4 separate regions of the Homo sapiens genome follow, and all the other regions are linked to region 4. A link is a contact called in ENCODE Hi-C or POLR2A ChIA-PET data. All regions are on one chromosome and are shown on one strand. The core of a region is the stretch at or near the end of the contact, and the rest is flanking DNA. Distances in the headings are between cores, read along the strand shown. Region 1 has its middle 23 kb from the start of LINC02304. Region 2 holds the start of LINC02325 (long intergenic non-protein coding RNA 2325). Region 3 holds the start of LINC02914 (long intergenic non-protein coding RNA 2914). Region 4 holds the start of LINC01550 (long intergenic non-protein coding RNA 1550).

Region 1 (4,703 bases), core at 1,681-4,180, 800 kb before region 4:
CGACTCTGTGCATTTCTGTCCAGCGCCACGTCCAAGGATGTCGTGGGAAGCTAAACACCAGCCACGGTGAGAGTATTTACACCACAGCATTTAACAAAGGCTACACATCAAGGTTTTTGTTTTGTTTGTTTTCAGTGAGCTGGTTTACCAGCACCTTCCCAGTGCCAATGCAACTGAAAGAAAGGGAGAACATGAATTTTGAGACACTGGTCCTCTCTGTTAGGTACAAAATTAACCCCATTTTAAGGACGATGAGGTGGAGGCTCAGTCATGCCAACTAACTACCCTTCTCCTGGACTGCAGAACTAATGAGAGTTGAGTAGAGACGAGCTTCTGACTCTAGCTCTTACTGCCCTGCCATCTGGCCTCCCAAACCCAGAACATTTACTTGCAAGATTATTAGCAATTCTATTTTTAATGTACACACATGTTTACCCTCCCCCAAACTATTTTAGAACGATAGGGGGAAAGAGGATAATTTCTTTTTTCTGTAACGAGAGGTTTGATTAGAATTGAAGCCACTTTCTTTCCCCTTTTATCATTATTAAAAATAATTTTTTCTTTCTTTGTCTGAGAATTGCTATAGGAAACATTATTGAATAGGATCCCGCAGCTATGAGCATTGTTCCATAACTACGAAGGCCCAAACAGCATTTTTTTTCTCTCCCAGAAACTGTGGTGGCTGACTATTTTTTACTGAGTATTTTCCTAGTAAATCTCACTGCTAAATTGGCCACTTTATTCATGATGATTTCTTCAAATATATCATTCTTGTGGCACAATATGAATAATGAAGAGGAATATTTTCAAACACATAAAGGGCTCTGAATAAAACTAATGGGTGAGGCATTAAGCAAAGTCGATAGGGGCTTGAACAGTCCCCGGCATGCCTGATAAGGAGACTGGAGGTCGCATACGCCAGGGACCAGAGACTTTCATCCCTGGAGATCCTTGACCTTGACCCAGCAGTCAGGGCTAGCCTGAGCATCTGTGTCAAGTCGAGTTGGCTCTCTCAGACTTCATGCAGCCATCAGTGCACCTCTACTTAGCCTCTCTCTGAGAGGCAGGAGGATGCCCAGGTTAGAGACTTGGGCGAGGAAGCCAACCACCAGGATTCGAATCCAGACCAGCTGCTCCTGTCTGTGAAGCTTTAAGGAAGCTGACTTAACCCCTCTGCAGCTCTGTCTCCTCATCTTGAAAATAGGGACAATTATAACCACGAGAGGGCACACCTGCAACTCATAGACTGTGAAAGGCTTAAAACCCTGCGGGCAGGTTTACACGCTTTGTATCACTGCAGTGATTATTACTGTTGTTACTACCATCATCACTATAATCTACCACGTATTGGGTGCTCCTGGGGCAAGTACAGGGAGGCACTTTGGGCCCCTAAGTATTACCCTGCATGGGGCAAGTTGTTGTGGCTGATGCTTCAAATTGCCAACATTTAAAAAGGCTGGACACGTAGGAAAACAATCTACTGACTTCTCTTGGGGAAGAAATAAGTTTGCCACTGTTCTCACCTCTCTGAGGCCCTCTACCTCTGACCTCCTTCACAGTGCCTGGTTGTGTAGATATGTGAATTTGTGGTTGTGTTAGTCCATTCTCACATTGGTATAAGGAAATGTCGAAGACTGGGTAATTTATAAAGGAAAGAGGTTTAATGGACTCGCAGTTCTGCATTGCTGGGGAGACCTCAGGAAACTGACAATCACGGCGGAAGGTAAAGGGGAAGCAGGTACCTTCCTCACAGGGCAGCAGGACGGAGTGAGGGCAAGCAGGGGAAATACCAGACACGTAAAACCATCAGATCTCATGGGACTCACTCACTCACTATCATGAGAACAGCATGGGGCAACCACCCTCATGATTCAATTACCTCCCACTGGGCCCCTCTCACAACATGTGGGGATCATGGGGATTTCAATTCAAGCTGAGATTTGGGTGGGCACAAACCCAAACCATATCAGTGGCTTTTCCTTGAATAATGAAAAATAAAATGGATTTGGCTTGGTTTGGGGATCAAAAATCACTGCTGAGACAGACTGGAGGATGAGAGGCTGAATCACGGAGAAGAGCCCTGGGAAGAGGAAGGCAGTGTTATTAACAGTGTTGTCTCTGGCTTTGTGGGGTTAGGCATAAGTTAATTGCCATTGGTGCAGTACTGTCATCACACCAAAGATTCTGGCTCAGTATCTGCTTCTAAGGACAAGGGTCCCATTGGATGTCCACCCCCAGCCCACCTGGCCTGGCACCAGGGGACAGTAGATGTTTCAGAGTGAGGGAATCTATTCAGTATCCCTTATGCCCATTCAGAAACTCAGCAAACATTTTTTCATGCACCTACTATGTGTTGGGCAGAAGGTTAACTTCTATAACATTATTTTATTTAGTTAAAAATGTTCTTCATAGCCTTTAGCTGATGCTATTTTATATGATACATTTGTTATTTGCATAGGATGTCTCTCTTCTCACTTCCTCAGGACAGGGGCTCACTTTGTTCGCCGCTATATTCCCCAGTGCCGGTGTCTGGAATCAGGCTGATACCCCGTAGAACTTCTTGAACTAATGAATGAATAAATGTGTTCTCTCACACTCTTTCAGATGGGTGTTAATCTCTGTAATACCAGGTTAGGAACAGAAGTTCAAAGAGGATGAGCACAGCACAGGGGTTAGAAGCAAGGACTTCAGAGTCAGGTGGAACTGCAAGGTTTTATTTCATTTTACTTACTCTTTTTCTCTCCAAGCCTCATTCTCACACTGAAAAATAGGAATCATAGTAAACCTACCATACATAGTGGTTTTGTGAGGATTAAATTAAGTCAGAGAAATAACTTTGCTCTGTTCCTGGCATATTGGGAAATATTCAGTGATTTGCAGCCAAAATTATGACATAGAGGTAGGACTGGGTTGAGTGTAATCTCTGTTCTCTGGCTCCTTTCCCAAACACTAAGGGTCGATTCTACACAATGGTGATGAAGGAAGCAGGATGTGGCTTCAGGGACAGTCATCTTCCCTTTAAGGGTCGTGTGGGCTCATGCATGTTAACTGAACGTCTACTATGAGCCAAGCCTACAAGATCTGCAGTCACAGATACAAATGCGGCACAGCTCTTGCTTTCAACTTTGCTCTCAGCCTCATGGAAGAAACTGATAATTCAGAGAAACGGACTGTATGAGTTTTCTGTTGCCATTATAACAAATCATCACCTTCTTAGTGGCTTGAAACAACGTGAATTTATCTCACTGTTCTGCAGGTCAGAAATCCAGAATGGGACTGTGTTCCTCTCCGGAGGTTCTAGGAGAGAATCCACTTATTTGTCTTTTCCAGCTTCTAGAGGCTGCCCATATTCCTTGGCTCATGGCCCTTCATCACTATGACCTCTGTTTATTTTATCACCTCTTGTCCCTTCAGTCTGACACCCCTGCCTCCCTCTTATAAGGACCACTGTAATTACATCAAGCCATCCAGATAATCTGGAATCATGTTCCCATCTCAACATCCTTAACTTACTCACATCTACAAAGTTCCCTTTGCCATCTAAGGTAACATAGTCACAGGTTTGAGGGATTGGGACGTGGACATCTTTGGAGGGGCATTCTTCTGATATGGTTTGGCTGTGTCCCAACCCAAATGTCATCTTGAATTGTAGTTTCCATAATCCACATGTGTCATGGGAGGGACCTGGTGGGAGGTAACTGAATCATGGGAGAGGTCACCCCATGCTGCTGTTCTCATGACAGTGAGTGACTTCTCACAAGATGTGATGGTTTCATAAGGGGCTTTCCCTGCTTTTGCTCAGCACTTCTTCCTGCCATCTTGTGGAGAAGGACGTGTTTGCTTCCCCTTCCACGACCACTGTAAGTTTCCTGAGGCCTCCCCAGCCATACAGAACTGTGAGTCATTTAAACCTCTTTCCTTTATAAATTACCCAGTCTCAGGCAGTCCTTTACAGCAGTGTGAGAACGAAATAATACACTACCTCAATGACAGTAGGACTGCATTAATGCATTGATAAGGACTGCAGTGGAAGCTCGGAGGTGGGATACCTTATGCAGTTTTGAGAATCAGGGTTTCATCATCTAGAAAGCAAGAGTTTGAATGCACCGATTCCCAAGGCCACAACCTTGAACATTCTGAAATCTACAAAAAGCCAGTGTCTTTCCTACTGTAGTATTTTGGGTTTGCTGAATCTAAGGTCTACTTGTGAAGTCAACATCTTTGCAAGTTATCAATATTAAGAAAAAGGACCCACACATAATATCTGGCTCCCTTCATGAACACACTCTACTATGTTCCCCCTGCCAGCTTCCCCAAAACAGCCTGGGGGCCATGGTCACAGGAACCACCAGCCCACCCTCCAACAACTCAGAGGGACCTTGACGTTGGTTGAGGGGCCCTTGAAAAGGGAATGAAGTGCTGCTGAAGAGCGTCCCCCACCCTGCCCATGCCACCTAGCGGATCTTCTTTCAAACCCTGCATTTCTGAAGGCACGTCTTCCTGTGCTTGGCTGGGTGACTCATCACAAGGAGAAACGTTAGTCACATCAGATGACACATGGCAGCAGCTAAAACGGGAAAAGCGCTCCCTGAGTCATCCCTGGAGCCGGGCGGCAAAGGCTCCTCCTGGGACCATGTGTGGACCCTCCAATGAGGGGGGCCTGGGTCACCTTCACTGAGTGGACAGGACACTCAGTGAAGTTC
Region 2 (4,489 bases), core at 1,078-3,577, 520 kb before region 4:
ATCTCGTGCTAAACTTACTTCTCAAATGGAAAGCTGCCTCAAGGGCAGGGTGGCACGGTGGAGAGGGCAGGGGCTCTGCATCTGACCTGTCTGACATCTGATCTTGGCCCTACTGGTTACTTGCTGGGCAGTCTTGGCGAATTTGTTTAATCTTTTTGAACTCTGGACTCATCAGCAAGAAAAAGGGAATGATAATATGTACTTTACAGGGCGGTTCTGAAAATTAAGCCAGACAAAGTGCTTGGGACGAGAGCCTGGGACGTTCTGACAGCAGTGTGGTTGTGGCTCGTGTCTGTGTTATTTTTCTGATTGTCTCCATGCAGGGTCACAGTAGGATTCACATGGGGTCACTTAGGCTCTGCCCTGGCCGGCAAACACTGCACTCATAGGTCCCCTCCTCAGAGCTCTCCAGCCCCAGGACAGATTGGGGGTGATATCAGGCAGGAGGACTGTGCTGGGATGTGACCCACTGGGAGGCCTCCATGTGGGACAGAGCCAGAGGCAGCACCTGGGCCGTGACACCAGTGCCTGGGGACGTGGTTTGCCTGGGAGCCAGGTGGAGCTGATCCTCCTTCTGGTGGGTGCTCTGTGCCTGAGGCATAGCTGGGCTGCAGGGGGTGGAGGACTCCTCATTCTGTCACTGCCACTCACAGGGCCTGGAGAGCTGTGTCTGTTTCTGGAACCTCTGAATCACAGCCTCCTTGGGTTCTTCTGAAGGCACATTGCACCTTCTAGAAGGGTATGACTCAGAAGGAAAGAGAGAAAAACCTCTACTGGCAAGAGGAAATGGCTGCAGTGTTTACTTTATCTGAAAATGGCACACGCTTTTATTAAGACATAAATGCCAGTGATGGATTCTGCTCTTGGCGTGTGGCTGTGCTCCCCAGCCCTGAGGTGAGATGGTCAGGAGATGTGAGACCCTACAGAGAAAATATTTACCATGCTGAGCTGTCATGAGACAGAGTAAGTGGGCAGAGGGCAGCTGGTTCCTTTGACCACCTCATTCTAGGGAAAATAAACAGGGACCCTGGAGCAGTCACTAACAGAGGGGAGCAAGTATCCTCTCTCTGCAGTAGAATCTCTGAAAATTCGGATAACGTTAATTGTGCCACTGTGGTGGCAGTGCAAGAAATTCCTGTTCATCCCGCTGCAATGATGATTAAGGTAACAAACACCCAGTCGGGAAGTCAGGCTCCGGCCCTGGAGAATAGTTGAGGATCGCCTGTAGCATATTGTTCCACTCTGCTGGCATCCTAACTAGACAGCTTTAGTTTTAGCATAAAATCCATATTCCAGACCTTTATGGAGCAGAGAGGCAAACTCCAATGCTGCCGTTGCAAGCATCAAACAGCATTAGAATGAATTAAGGAGATTTAAGACTCTCGATGCTGTCGGGGCTCTTCTCCATCCCCTCTGTTTTCTCCAAGGAGCTGTTTTAAAGGCGTGGGGGGCAAATTGGAAGAAGGGAGTGGGAAAAACGCAAACCAATCACGCTAACCTCGCTCCGGAATCGAAGTCTGACTCTGTACCACGCATGGATTTAATTGGGAGAGAGGTCTTTTAGAGACACTCTGGGTGGGTGCATAGATCAGTCTGGAGTTTCACAGTACGGCTTCTTCCAAGGTCAGAGCATGTGTCCAGGGTCTTCCCCGCTTCCTGGTGGACGGGAAGGCGTCTTCGGTCCGGTGGTTGACAAAAAATCCAAAGAGGGCGTCAGATGTGTGCACTCTGGTGTTTGGAATTTAAGTAAAATCTGTAATTTTCCTCCTGCATTTCCTCAGAGAAATTAGCTATTCTATTCACTGCATAAATTTTCAGGTTTTGCTAGCACGACACTCAGGGTGTTGAATTTTTTATGACAAAAATGCTGTAATAATTGTTGAACAGATGTAAGTGTTGGAGACTCGGCTCTGGCAGACCTCACGAAACCTCGATTAGCAATTTAACCCTGTCCTCCCTCCTGTCCGCACGCCGGGGAAGAGGAGTTGCAGTTTTGAATGGCTTCACTGGGATATGCACAAAGGCAGAGAAAGAGTTTTCTGGAGAGCAGGGGAAGTCCTTTAACGAGCTCTTATGCCCAGCCAGAAAAGGAAGAACTCGGTGCAGCCTAACCCTGAAATTACCACATTACCAAGTTGTCTAGCTGGGTGATTAATAAACTAATTGACACGGGGGACACTTGTCACTGGCGAAGCAGCTCCCTAGCCAAAGCGAGGAGCAACTACATAGCGTCTCCCGGGGAGCTGGGAAGTGACAGTCTACACCCGCTTCCGGGCTCCCCGTGACATAGGCCAGCCGGGCCTCCATTTACACCTCAAAGCAAAGTCACAGAGGGATCCGCCCCTTTCCTGGCTGCCTACACAGAAAGCAGCCATGGGAGACTTGCCGAGGACTTTGTCCACCAAGTGATGAAAGCATGCAAATGCCTCCGAATCAAAGGTAAATCAAAAGAAAATGGCAGCCCGCAAGAGGAGGCGGCGGTGACAGCCCGTCAGCCGTACAGCCACCCGACAGGCCTGGTGGCAGCGTGGAGGCTGCCAAGAGAACCGCCTGAGGAGGCTGCCGCCAAGACAGATGTCACGGCGAGGAGGGCGCGCTTCCGTCGCTTTCGGCGGGGCCTCATGGAGCAGGAAGTGGTACTACATGTGCCACTTAAGAGAATAATAATACTAATAAAACTGGGCGTTGTGAAGGGGGAGAGGTGGGGGAGAAAGGCTGGTTAGAGAGAGAGAGAGAAGAGGGGAAAGGCATGTCACAGTGTTTGGTAAAGGAGGAACTGAATTGATGGCCATCCTGAAGTTTGTGTGTGTGCGCACATGTGCGTCCTTTAGCAGGCTGGCTTTCCCTAGGCGCTTACAGCATCTTGAGAGGCATTGTGCTGGTGGAGACGTGGGGTTCTGGTGACAGCTGTGTCTTTGCAAGAGAGGAGAGGTGACCACAAGGCCACAGAGGTCCTCTAGTTTTTATAGCCCTCTTTTCTGCCTTTCCTGGAAATTGACTTTTGGTTTCCTGCCAAGATTGGGTTGCCCATTATACAAAAAAGCAGACTCCTGCTTGGGGCATTGCAGAGTTGCAGAGATGGAGGGAGACAGAGGCAGGTGAGGAAAGCCTCAATGTCTGATTTTCTCTGTGTCTGCCTCTGTGTTATTTGCGGATGGGTCGTGAGCCCCAGCCCAGCAGCCCACGATATTCGGACCTTAAGTACTGAAAATAACCTACTCCCCTTTTCATGGGTATTTTAAATTAAAATTAATATATAACAGGCCAGGTTTAGTGGTTCACGCCTGTAGTTTTCAGCACTTTGGGAGGCTGAGACAGGAGGATCGCTTGAGCCCAGGAGTCTGAGACCCACATGAGCAACGTGACAAGACCCCATCTTTACAAAAATAAGAAATAAAAAAAATTAGCTAGGCATGTTGGCATGTGCCTGTGGCCCCAGCTACTTTGGAGGTTGAGGTGGGGAAGATCACTCGAACCTAGGAGGTTGAGGCTGCAGTGAGCAGTGATGGCACCACTGCACTCTAGCCTGAATGACAGGGCGAGACCCTGACTCAAAAGAAAAACGTGAGTGTGTATGTGTATAATAATAATTACATATATATATATAGCCATTACAGCAAGAATGTCCAACATAACAGCTCTTATGTGTTTTTTGTATGTCAAGTTTTTCTAAAAATTGCTGACTTTGAGGTGAGACTTCTGTTTTACCTGTGCTCTGAGCAGGTGTTTGGGCTGCATGTTGGGAAATCCAATCCCAGAAATTGTGTAAAAAATAAACTATGTTTTTTTAAATTCTAAGATGATTAACTTTTGTCTAGGAAGTGATTGCAGATAGGTTCTTAGCCATAAATGTATAAAATTGTCATAAACCACAACATATTGATTTGATCATAAGAAATTCACTTTTCTAAATGTCCCCCCTCCTCTAAAAAGCATTTGGGAGTAATGCAGTCAATATAACAAAGAGTCTAAAGATATAATGTCCAAGTGCCTTGGAGGTGAAAGACCTTACACTTTATCTTATTCTTACCATTCCTACCCCAGCTGCATTTTATAAGCAGGAGAGTTGCTGGCTTTATAGTGTAGGAACAGTTTTAGTGCCTCTACCATTATCCCATTTTTGCAAATACTTCCAGAGGAAGTAATTCTGAGATTGCTGAAAATTCTCATAGGTGTAACTATGTGATAAGTCCTTCAGGGCAGAGAGAAGATGGGTAGAATTAGCCCAGCCTGGTGAAGTGTGAACAGGATGCCCATGGGTGAGAATCTGTCCTGGGTCCAAATAAAGCCTACACAGTTGGATGTGTGACCCTTAGCATCTCCGAGGCTGAATGATAACCCTCCCTACAGCAGCATGGCCAGTGTTAAAATGTACAGAAAGCTCACATTGCAGCAGGTGATGTCGGAAGGGCTTCATCAATATGTGCTGTACTGAGCATCATAAAGCAATCAGGCGCTGGTAACTGAAATCCTGGGATGGGCTCTATTT
Region 3 (4,636 bases), core at 937-3,436, 730 kb after region 4:
ATTTCCTCTTTCTTTCTGTTAGATGATTGAAATTTCATTTAAGAGGTTTTTTTTTATTTCTACTCATTTGGAAATTATGCATTTTCTTTATTTATTAATGGCTGTCAAAAAATTTAAATCACCTATTAAGTGCTTTTTCTGGAAGGCAGAGCTATCGTCAGTGTCTTGGCATCTTCCTGAGCAAGACAATCTTCAGAGTCCACTGCCTCCAAATAACTCTCCTCCCCATTTCATTGTTGTCTAAAATTTAGCTCCAGCTTGTTTTTACATTTTATTTTTATTAATCACTATTACATCATGTATCAAATAATAGACTCAATAAAAATTATTTACTTTCATTTTTAGCATCTAATTCCTTTCTCCTGGGTTCATATTTCTTTTTGCTAAAGTACATCCTTCAGGATTGGCAATTTTCTGGTTAAGGGCTAGATAATAAATAGTGCAAGTTTTGCCAAACATTTGGCATCTGTCGCAGCTTCTCAGCTCTGCCCTTGTATCAGGAAAGCAGCCACAGGCAACGGGGAAGCCAGAGGGCATGCTTATGTTCCAACAGAACTTTACTTATTGACACCAAAATTTGAATTTTATGTAACTTTCATTTGTCAGAAAATGTTAATACTTATTTGATTTCATTTCAATCATTTAAAAAATTAAATCCATTTTTAACCCACAGACCATACAAAAACAGGTGCTGGCTGGATTTGGCCCACGGGCCATGGTTTGACGATGGCTTTAGGTTGTGTTGTTCTTCCAGAGAGCGTCTGTGGTAATGTGCTGGTTTGTCTATGTCTTTAAATTTCTTTATTTTATATTATACTTACTCTTGGAAACTACCTGGAATGAGTAAAGTATTTATGACAGAAAACTGTTTTCTCTTTGAATATATTACTTAATTATTCTTCTGGCATCTAATATTCCTGATGAGAAAATGATGTTAATGTTCATTTTCATTCCTTTGCAGAAAATGTGTGTGTGTGTCTGTGTGTATCTGTGTGTGTTTGTGCGTGTGTTTCTGTGTATGTTGCGTGTGTCTGTGTGTATCTGTGTGTATCTGTGTGTGTGTCTGTGTGTAGCTGTGTTTCTGTGTGTATCTGTGTGTGTGTATGTGTGTGTCTGTGTGTATCTGTGTGTGTCTGTGTGTGTGTGTTTGTGTGTGTATGTGTGTGTCTGTATCTGTGTGTGTATCTATGTGTGTGTGTCTGTGTGTATCTGTGTGTGTGTGTCTGTGTGTGTCTGTGTGTATCTGTGTATGTGTGTGTGTGTGTTTTAATTTTCTCTCATAGCTTGTAGAATTTTCTTTTTACTCTTTATGTTTGGAGGTTTTTCTAGACGACATCAGCCAGTTCTTGGAATATCTAATTGGCACATTTGTAGAGGTCTCCTGTGCTCTCTTCTATTCATTTGCTTTTCCTAGAAACCCCACTGAACTTGTGTCACAGGGCCACCCATCTTCTATGTCTCCTAATTTTTCTAATGTGTTTTCTCTTTGTACTGCTATGGTCTTGGAGGTTTCATCTGTCCAGAACATCTTTAAAGGTACTTTTGTGATTTTCAAAAATTTATTTTTCTTTTTTTTTTTTTTTTTTTGAGACGGAGTCTTGCTCTGTCACCCAGGCTGGAGTGCAGTGGCGCGATCTCGGCTCACTGCAAGCTCCGCCTCCTGGGTTCACGCCATTCTGCCTCAGCCTCCCGAGTAGCTGGGACTACAGGTGCCTGCCACCAAACCCGGCTAATATTTTTTGTATTTTTAGTAGAGACACGGTTTCACCGTGTTAGCCAGGATGGTCTCGATCTCCTGACCTCGTGATCCGCCCTCCTTGGCCTCCCAAAGTGCTGGGATTACAGGCGTGAGCCACTGCGCCCACGCAAAAAATGTATTTTTATATATGGAATTTATCACTGCCTTCCCTAACTTTCTGTTATTATTTCAAGACTTCTTTTCCTCCAGAGCCTTCTTTCCTCCTGCCATGGTTGCTTTCTCTCCTTTCTTTCAGGATATTAAAAAATGTTTCACGTGTCTTTTCAGATTCTCTAAGTTCCCTTCTTTTCACCAGTTATATAGTCCTCTGTGCTGTGTTTTTGTTTGTCTCACTTGGGCTCTGTCTTCCTCCAGTGTTGTGTAATTCTTAGTTGTGAGGTCATCACCACCCTGGGTGATTTCCTTTCTTTGAATTCCAGGAACCCCCAAGATGCATTATCATGGCTGTAAACACAGGTTCTGCACGTGTCTAAGTTCAGCCCCAAACCCACATGAAGAACTTATTTCCAGACAGCTCCTACTCTTATGGTGGCTCCAGACCCTGCCCCATGCAGAAGGCACTTCTCAAGTTCCAGGACCAGGGCTTCAGCCACAGCACTCGGTAGGCAGACACAGAGCTGATACAGACTCTAGAAATGAGTGGGGGGTAGATTTTCAGTCCCCACTGCAGGTTTGCGGTCCTTTGCCACACCTAGATTGCCAGATGTGGTCCCCTGCCCCTCCTAGGACCTGAAACCCTCGACACAGCCTTGTGCATGGCTCTCAGCTCTTTTCCCGGCACCCTCTTGGGCCCTAGTGATTCAGCCCCTAGTAACCATCCCAAGCACCCTCCTTTTCAGGAAATATTTCCATTTCTGGTATCTGTAGATTGCCCATTCTTGTTTCAGGGCCCTGCTATGTAATTAGTATGGCTTACTAATATTATTCCTATCTTCCTTATGTGTTCAGAGAAGTGGGGGAAAGTTGTAGTATTTATTTGGTGCACCATTCTAAACTAAAATTCTCACTGCTTTTTGAATACAATGGAGTAATCATATCCATCTCTCAAGATGGCTTTAAGAACCATATGAGATAAATGCTTTGGAATCCATAAAGTGTCTAAAATATAACAAATATTCATTATTCCGTTTTACATTGCAGCAAAACCCCACAGATACAGTGCCAATGACAGAAATTAAGATTAACTGGGGGCGACACAGATTTCTGTGAATGCCAGTGCTGTCAGATGCTTCCTGATAGTACTTTCTAGAGTAAAAGAACTTCGGGAAAAGTAAAAGCAGCAAATGGTAACACCCTCATGGAGATCTCAGGTACATACCCGTGCATTACAGGATGCAAGAGGCCCTGCTATAAAGGCACTAACCTTACTTTGTTTAGTCATATTTCCAAAACACATTGATCATGAAAGCCTCTTTATGATGTGCAAGAATGAGCAAATCGGGGACTTATTAAAGAGTCTTGATTTTCTGAAAGACTGAATTATAGAAGAGTTCTAAATGGGGCTTTACTGAGGCACAATACAAGCGATAGACCTCACTCAAAGGCAGTCTCAAAATATCATATGAAGTGGTATATTGAAATAATTGCAATCCAAAATATTAGGTTGGTGCAAAAGTAATTGTGGTTTTCACCATTAAAAGAATGGCAAAATCACGATTACTTTTGCACCAACCTAGTAGCTCACTTTATTTAATAATGCGTCATAAGTAAGAACTTGTTTTACACTTAGGAATGACTTGAAGAATCAGTAAGTTGAAAGCCTACTATGGGAATTCTTATTGAGACTAGGGCCCTAAGATGAGCTACGTAGAATGAGCTAGTATTATAGATATGAGTATGAATAGTAATTCCAACTTCACTTAGCCTCAGTGTTATCTTCTATAAAATGAGAATGATTTTATTCTCACATACCAACCACTATGGCAAGTCACAAATATTTGGTCACTGAATAAATAAATGCATGTTTCCTTTTGCTGTGGCCACAGCACCCACCCCAGTGTAAAGAGTCTATTGAATGTGGCTGGGGGGCCATGGGTCATGGGAGCCTGTAATCCCAGCACTTTGAGAGTCCGAGGCAGGAGGATCCCTTGAGCTCAGGAGTTGGAGACCAGCCTGGACAACCGAGCAAAATTCCTTCTCTACAAGAAATACAAAAATTAGCCAGACATGGTGGTGCACTCCTATAATCCCAGCTACTTGGGAGGCTGAGGTGGGAGGACTGCTTGAGCCCAAGAGGTGGAGGTTGCAACCAGCCAAGATTGTGCCACTGTACTCCAGCCTGGATGACAGAACCAGACCCTGTATCAAATAATAATAATAATAATTTTATTTAAAAAGAATCAGCTGGGCTTGGTGGCTCATGCCTGTAATCCTAGCACTTTGGGAGGCCCAGGCAGGTGGATCACTTCAGGCCAGGAGTTCGAGACCAGACTTGCTAACACAGTGAAACCCCATCTCTACTAAAAATGCCAAAAAATAGCTGGGCGTGGTGGTGCATAACTGTAATCCCAGCTACTTGGGAAGCTGAGACACAAGAATCACTTAAACCCAGGAGGCAGAGTTTGCCATGAGCCGAGATTGCACCACTGCACTCCAGCCTAGGTGACAGAGCAAGACTCTGCTTCAAAAAAAAAAAAAGAAAGAAAGAAAAGAAAAAAAAGATTCTATTGAATGAGAACTGTGGGCATCATCCTGCAAAGTTATAACTATTAGTAGTAAAAGAAATAGTTTCTAAACCCATATTATGCCTTAAATCATACTAACAATTCTAGCTGATCTACCACAGATTTTTACAGCTAGAAGTAATCTAATGGGTCACTTAATTAAAGCCCCTAAATTTTGGATAAAGAGCCTGAGGTTCAGCGACAACCTAGGACT
Region 4 (4,401 bases), core at 1,864-4,363:
AACTGTACAGCAAGAAAACTCAATTCCTTTCTTGTGATAATTGAAATCATTTCAATTCATTTCCTTCTTGGTTGGACAGAAACATGTTTTCAGTAGTGAGCAAATCTTGAGGGAATCCATTGACCTGAACACTCATATAATGCATGAAGTTAGTGGACAAAAAATGATATTCATCTTCAGTTAATAATAGCATTTTCTTCTGCAGCACCTAAACTTAGGGGTGGTGAGGGATACTATTGGTGCAGTCACTGTGCCACCGGCAGATGCATGACCTTTGTTGTATCTAACTATAATTGGATCTATGGTGAAATAAAATAAAAACCAACACAAGTTTTGACACTAAGATAATAAATTATAAATTATGGAAGTCTACGCCACCAAGGATCTTGTAAACAACAGGCTGGTCTCTTAGCAACAGACCAAGGAGAGCAGGTTGTTGATAGGAATGGAGCAGACAGGATTGTTTTGTAGTGATTACTACCAAACACCAGGAACTACATTTCAACACCTGCCCGAGGCCCCATCCCTGCCCAGCCTTTCTTTGTCCAATGGCCAGTGACCCTTTCCCACTGACCCAGATGACCAGACCCCATGGAGGGGACAATAAAGATATGGACTGAAGGATAGAGGTGGGCTGAGGATGCCCTGTGGGAACAGGAGGGAACTACAGAGGGGGCGGGAGAAATAAATACATTCTTATTTGATACTGTTTAAAATTAGGACTCTAAACGGGGAACTCCTCTTTTCCCTGCCCCCAACTCCCTTTGGTTTTAAAAATCTCACTGAGAGTGGTTGTCATGAAGGAATTTAGACAAGACTTTGACAAGGTGCCAAAATGGTTTATTTTAAAATGTTGTTCCCGAAAGCACCGGAATATTAAGTTGGAGCAAACGTTGCTTGGAAGAGCGAAGGGGTTGTGGTCACACATTCTTGGAAGAAGGGTGATGGAGATCAAGGTGTTTGTAACCTGGAATTAACAAACGCAGGTGGACCGAAGGACTCAGTCACCAGGGAGTTTTTTTTTACAAATACATGTGTAAGAGTGTGTGTGAGTGTAGGTGAGTGTGGGTGTGTGTGTGAGTGTGGGTGAGTGTGTGAGTGTATGTGTGAGTATGTGTGAGTGTATGTGTGAGTGTGTGTGTGAGTGTGGGCGCGTGTGTGTGAGTGTGGGTGAGTGTGTGTGTGAGTGTGGGTGAGTGTGTGGGTGAGTGTGGGTGAGTGTGTGTCAGTGTTTCTCAACTGCGGGGCATTTTCGGAGTTGGGGTGCAGAAGGAGATTTTCTTTAATTAATTAGATGTTTACCTCCAGCATCATCCCTCAGTGGTTTAGACAATCATCTGCCCACATGTTAGGAATGAGATTCAAGAAAGCCTCTTGGAGTGAAATTTTCCTGGAAATATCCTGATTCTTGGCGGCACACACCCTCTCCCTCTTTCTGTGATAGAAACAGCCAGTTCTGCATTATTCCAAACCACAAAGCAAGCGACATGCCATCCCAACTTAGGATATGAAGGAAGTATCAGCCCCCTAATTGCACAGGGGCCACACAGCCTGCATCTCCCTCCATCGTCCCGACTGCATGCTTTTGATTGTTTCATAATAAAAGTGGCCGGCTAAATTATGACTACTTGTGATTTATTTGCCATGTCATTTAGACTTTTCATATGTATAAATTTGCCATTTGAAAAGAAAGAGAAAATTCACTGCTATTCCCCAAGGCCTCGTTTTTGGGGAGCTCCTCTAACATCATGAACAGAGGCTTTGTGACTTCTAAAGTGATTAGCTCCTATCCGGAGGTTTTGGAACATATCTGTGCTCAGAAGCAGTCTGCCGGGGTGAAATTCTATCTGGAATAGTGTCCTAACCCCATCGGAGAGAGACTCTGAATTTTTAAAACGCCTGTTAAGGACCCCTGGGTATGAGCCCCGCACAAACATGTCTGCGGCACCCACAGCTGTGCCTCAATGAAGGCCCAATTTCTCCATTGCACAGATGAAATTGCAAAGGCCCAGCAATGTTAGCCAAATTCCCCAAGCTTAATGCCAGAGCCTGCTTCCACTCCAGGACAAAGTGGTTTCAAAGTCCATACTTGCCCCACCCTGGTGGCCTGCCCTGGGGAAGGTCACTGCCAAGAAGGCTCCTGGGCCGTCTTGCAGCTGCTGCCTCTTCTTTTAATTACGAAAGAAATGCATCATCATGAAAAATCAACAATACACAAGATATAAAGTTAAAAGGCAAAGTCCCCCCTCATCCTCTCTCTCAGCCCCTCAAGTATATTAGAAGATCTTTTTAGGGTTGAATTTTCACTCTGCAGGAGGGTGTTCTGTATACAAAGAATACGACCCTTTCTTCCTCTTTAATTTGCTTATAGCTGGTACATTTCAAAAAAAAATAAAAAGTGACCCATGCCTTTGATGTTTTTTTTTTCCCCTTATTTTTGTCAACATATTGTGGAGAATGCTGAGTTCTTTGAATTGTTTTTCCCTCTGACAGCAAATCACCAAGATGTACTTTTCCAGAGCCTAACATCCTTGAATTCACAAAAGTTCCAGTCTGGAGTCATAATGTGGAACGTAAGCAGTTCTAGTCAGTTCTGATCTTGGCAACATGAATTCTCCCCTTTCCCCGGGGAGACTCAGAAACCTGCATTTTCACAAGATTTCCCAAGTGACATGTGTGCACAACAGGGTTTGAGAAACCCTGTGCTGGACTCAGCTGCTTCAGAGAGAAGACACAGAACAATTGCCAAGCTATCAAAAAAAGCTCAGACTGACAGCAGAGAACTCAATAGAAATGCCCCATCCGACTGTTGAAACTCAGGCCCAAACTACTGCAAGAGAGTGGAGAACTGTTTCTCCTCTGAAAAGGCCCGATTTCGACTAAATGAAAGCAAAACTGTAGGGACCATTTCCCACCTAGTAGCTTGAAGCCCTACCCGGTCACCAAATTGGCCTAGCTGGTCCTACCTGCATTTGGTAAGAGCCGGGGATTGGGACGAGGCAGAGAGCAAGACCAAGCTGGTTTCCTCTCCGGTTTCCTCCGGGGTGGCTGGGTCCCAGGTCCTGCCCCCGCCTCGCCCTGTGCAAGCTCGGTGCAGTGCAGCCCCTCCGGCTCTCGCCCCACAATGCCGTGCGCAGGCTGGCAGCAGTTCAGCTGAGGACTAAACGCTTGGCTCAAGTTCAACACGGCTGCCAAGATTTGGCAACCAGAGAGTTGCAGGGAAGCAGCAGGCTGCTAAACCCTTTCACATTTTTAATTAGATCCACACACCCATGTCTTTGAGCTATCATAAATATACAGATGACATAGAGAGTATTATTCGGGGTTAAAAAAAAAAAAAAGGAAGCAAACTCTACTAAGGTACAGCTTACCTTATTGAAATAATTTCCCTATCACTAGTTTGAGGGCTGAGGAGGAAAAAGAGAAGGTAGTGATATTTGCTTAAGTAGAACCACATCTGACAAGGGAATCTACCCAGGATCTGGAAAACACAGGTCTCGGCTGCCTTGCTATCTTCCTGGGCTTCGAGAATATCACCAGAAGAGGGCATTCTTGGCGCCGGCTCAGCCCTGTGCAGCCCGGAGCTGGCAGGCAGCAGTGCTGGAGGAGTCATCCCTCAGGCCACTCCCACCTCCCGTTCTTGGGGATAGCTTTAATATCGCCACGGAGCAGAGAGGTTCTCTCCTTCGCCCTAAATGCAGCAACTTTTATACTCCATGTTGCCTTACTATTCTTCTCGTTTTATTTCCTTCTCTGGATTGTTTTTGGGTATCTTCCCCTGGAAAACAATTGCAGATGCTTCTAAATTTTTCTAAGTCCTGTGCCGCAACATGCTCAGCTTCTTCCCCTCAGAACCAGCCTTTCCCCTTGCACTCAGCCCCTGGGCGATTCTCCCTCCGGGGAGGAAAGAAGATTCAACTCTTGATTCAAATGCTCCGGATTTCACTCTGGTTTCGCTGTGTGGCTTTGGACATAGGATTTAAAGCCTTCACGTTGGTTCCCTCATCTGAAAGATCCCAAAGCAATTCTGGCCTCACAGAGTGGCTCTGGGGTTTAAATCCTATGTACAAGGCTCGTAACACAGTCAGCACCCAACACTGAATATTCGATAGAACATGTGCCTTGTAGACAGTCAGCTAACAAACAACTCCACCAAAACAACAGTGCTAGTCCTTAGTCTTCTTCTTCCCTGAACTGCTTCTCCTCTTGTTTGTGACAAAGGCCACCCATGTTTCTCAGACAACTAACCCTAGTCTGATCAACTTGCCGTAAGATGAGAGTGAGCCCATGCATTGGTGTGCATGCCCTTAATTTAAAAGACATGTTAAAAAGGAAATGAAACACTTGAAATGCAGGAAAGAAGTGCCTCTGGTTGTCCCATCTGAGAGCACAAAGTTTATA

What was found. Hi-C counts contacts between places; a loop is a spot of excess contacts on that map. ChIA-PET counts read pairs that join two places held with the same protein, here RNA polymerase II (POLR2A). Pooled maps may share reads with other maps.
Region 1: a map of MCF 10A shows a loop between it and region 4 (6-fold over the local background). The contact joins the enhancer-like site here to the promoter of LINC01550 in region 4. A Hi-C loop is called at or near these places in 3 of 168 maps with a recorded cell type or tissue (CD4-positive, alpha-beta memory T cell, MCF 10A and naive thymus-derived CD4-positive, alpha-beta T cell) and 9 of 50 pooled maps. POLR2A ChIA-PET finds 5 or more read pairs at or near these places in 2 of 52 experiments (CD4-positive, alpha-beta memory T cell and naive thymus-derived CD4-positive, alpha-beta T cell).
Region 2: a map of CD8-positive, alpha-beta T cell shows a loop between it and region 4 (4-fold over the local background). The contact joins the promoter of LINC02325 here to the promoter of LINC01550 in region 4. A Hi-C loop is called at or near these places in 4 of 168 maps with a recorded cell type or tissue (CD4-positive, alpha-beta T cell, CD8-positive, alpha-beta T cell and naive thymus-derived CD4-positive, alpha-beta T cell) and 10 of 50 pooled maps. POLR2A ChIA-PET finds 5 or more read pairs at or near these places in 6 of 52 experiments (CD4-positive, alpha-beta memory T cell, activated CD4-positive, alpha-beta T cell, activated CD4-positive, alpha-beta memory T cell and 2 more).
Region 3: a pooled map shows a loop between it and region 4 (3-fold over the local background). The contact joins the promoter of LINC02914 here to the promoter of LINC01550 in region 4. A Hi-C loop is called at or near these places in 2 of 50 pooled maps. POLR2A ChIA-PET finds 5 or more read pairs at or near these places in 2 of 52 experiments (activated T-cell and naive thymus-derived CD4-positive, alpha-beta T cell).

What each region holds. Positions count from the first base shown.
Region 1 is chr14:97,175,986-97,180,688 of GRCh38, forward strand. No RefSeq gene overlaps it. Among named protein-coding and RNA genes, the nearest start is that of LINC02304, 23 kb to the left of the region's middle. RefSeq lists enhancers at 3,762-4,703, 4,367-4,661. Within about 2 kb of position 2,931, at least 2 of the 41 ENCODE cell types and tissues checked have a DNase peak (open chromatin) inside an H3K27ac peak, as active enhancers do.
Region 2 is chr14:97,456,489-97,460,977 of GRCh38, forward strand. LINC02325 (long intergenic non-protein coding RNA 2325) reads left to right here and starts at 2,328. Exons shown (of 5, transcript NR_110166.1): 1 at 2,328-2,439.
Region 3 is chr14:98,709,427-98,714,062 of GRCh38, forward strand. LINC02914 (long intergenic non-protein coding RNA 2914) reads left to right here and starts at 2,187. Exons shown (of 3, transcript NR_161369.1): 1 at 2,187-2,360.
Region 4 is chr14:97,975,011-97,979,411 of GRCh38, forward strand. LINC01550 (long intergenic non-protein coding RNA 1550) reads right to left here and starts at 3,114. Exons shown (of 3, transcript NR_015430.2): 1 at 2,967-3,114. RefSeq lists an enhancer at 3,114-3,613.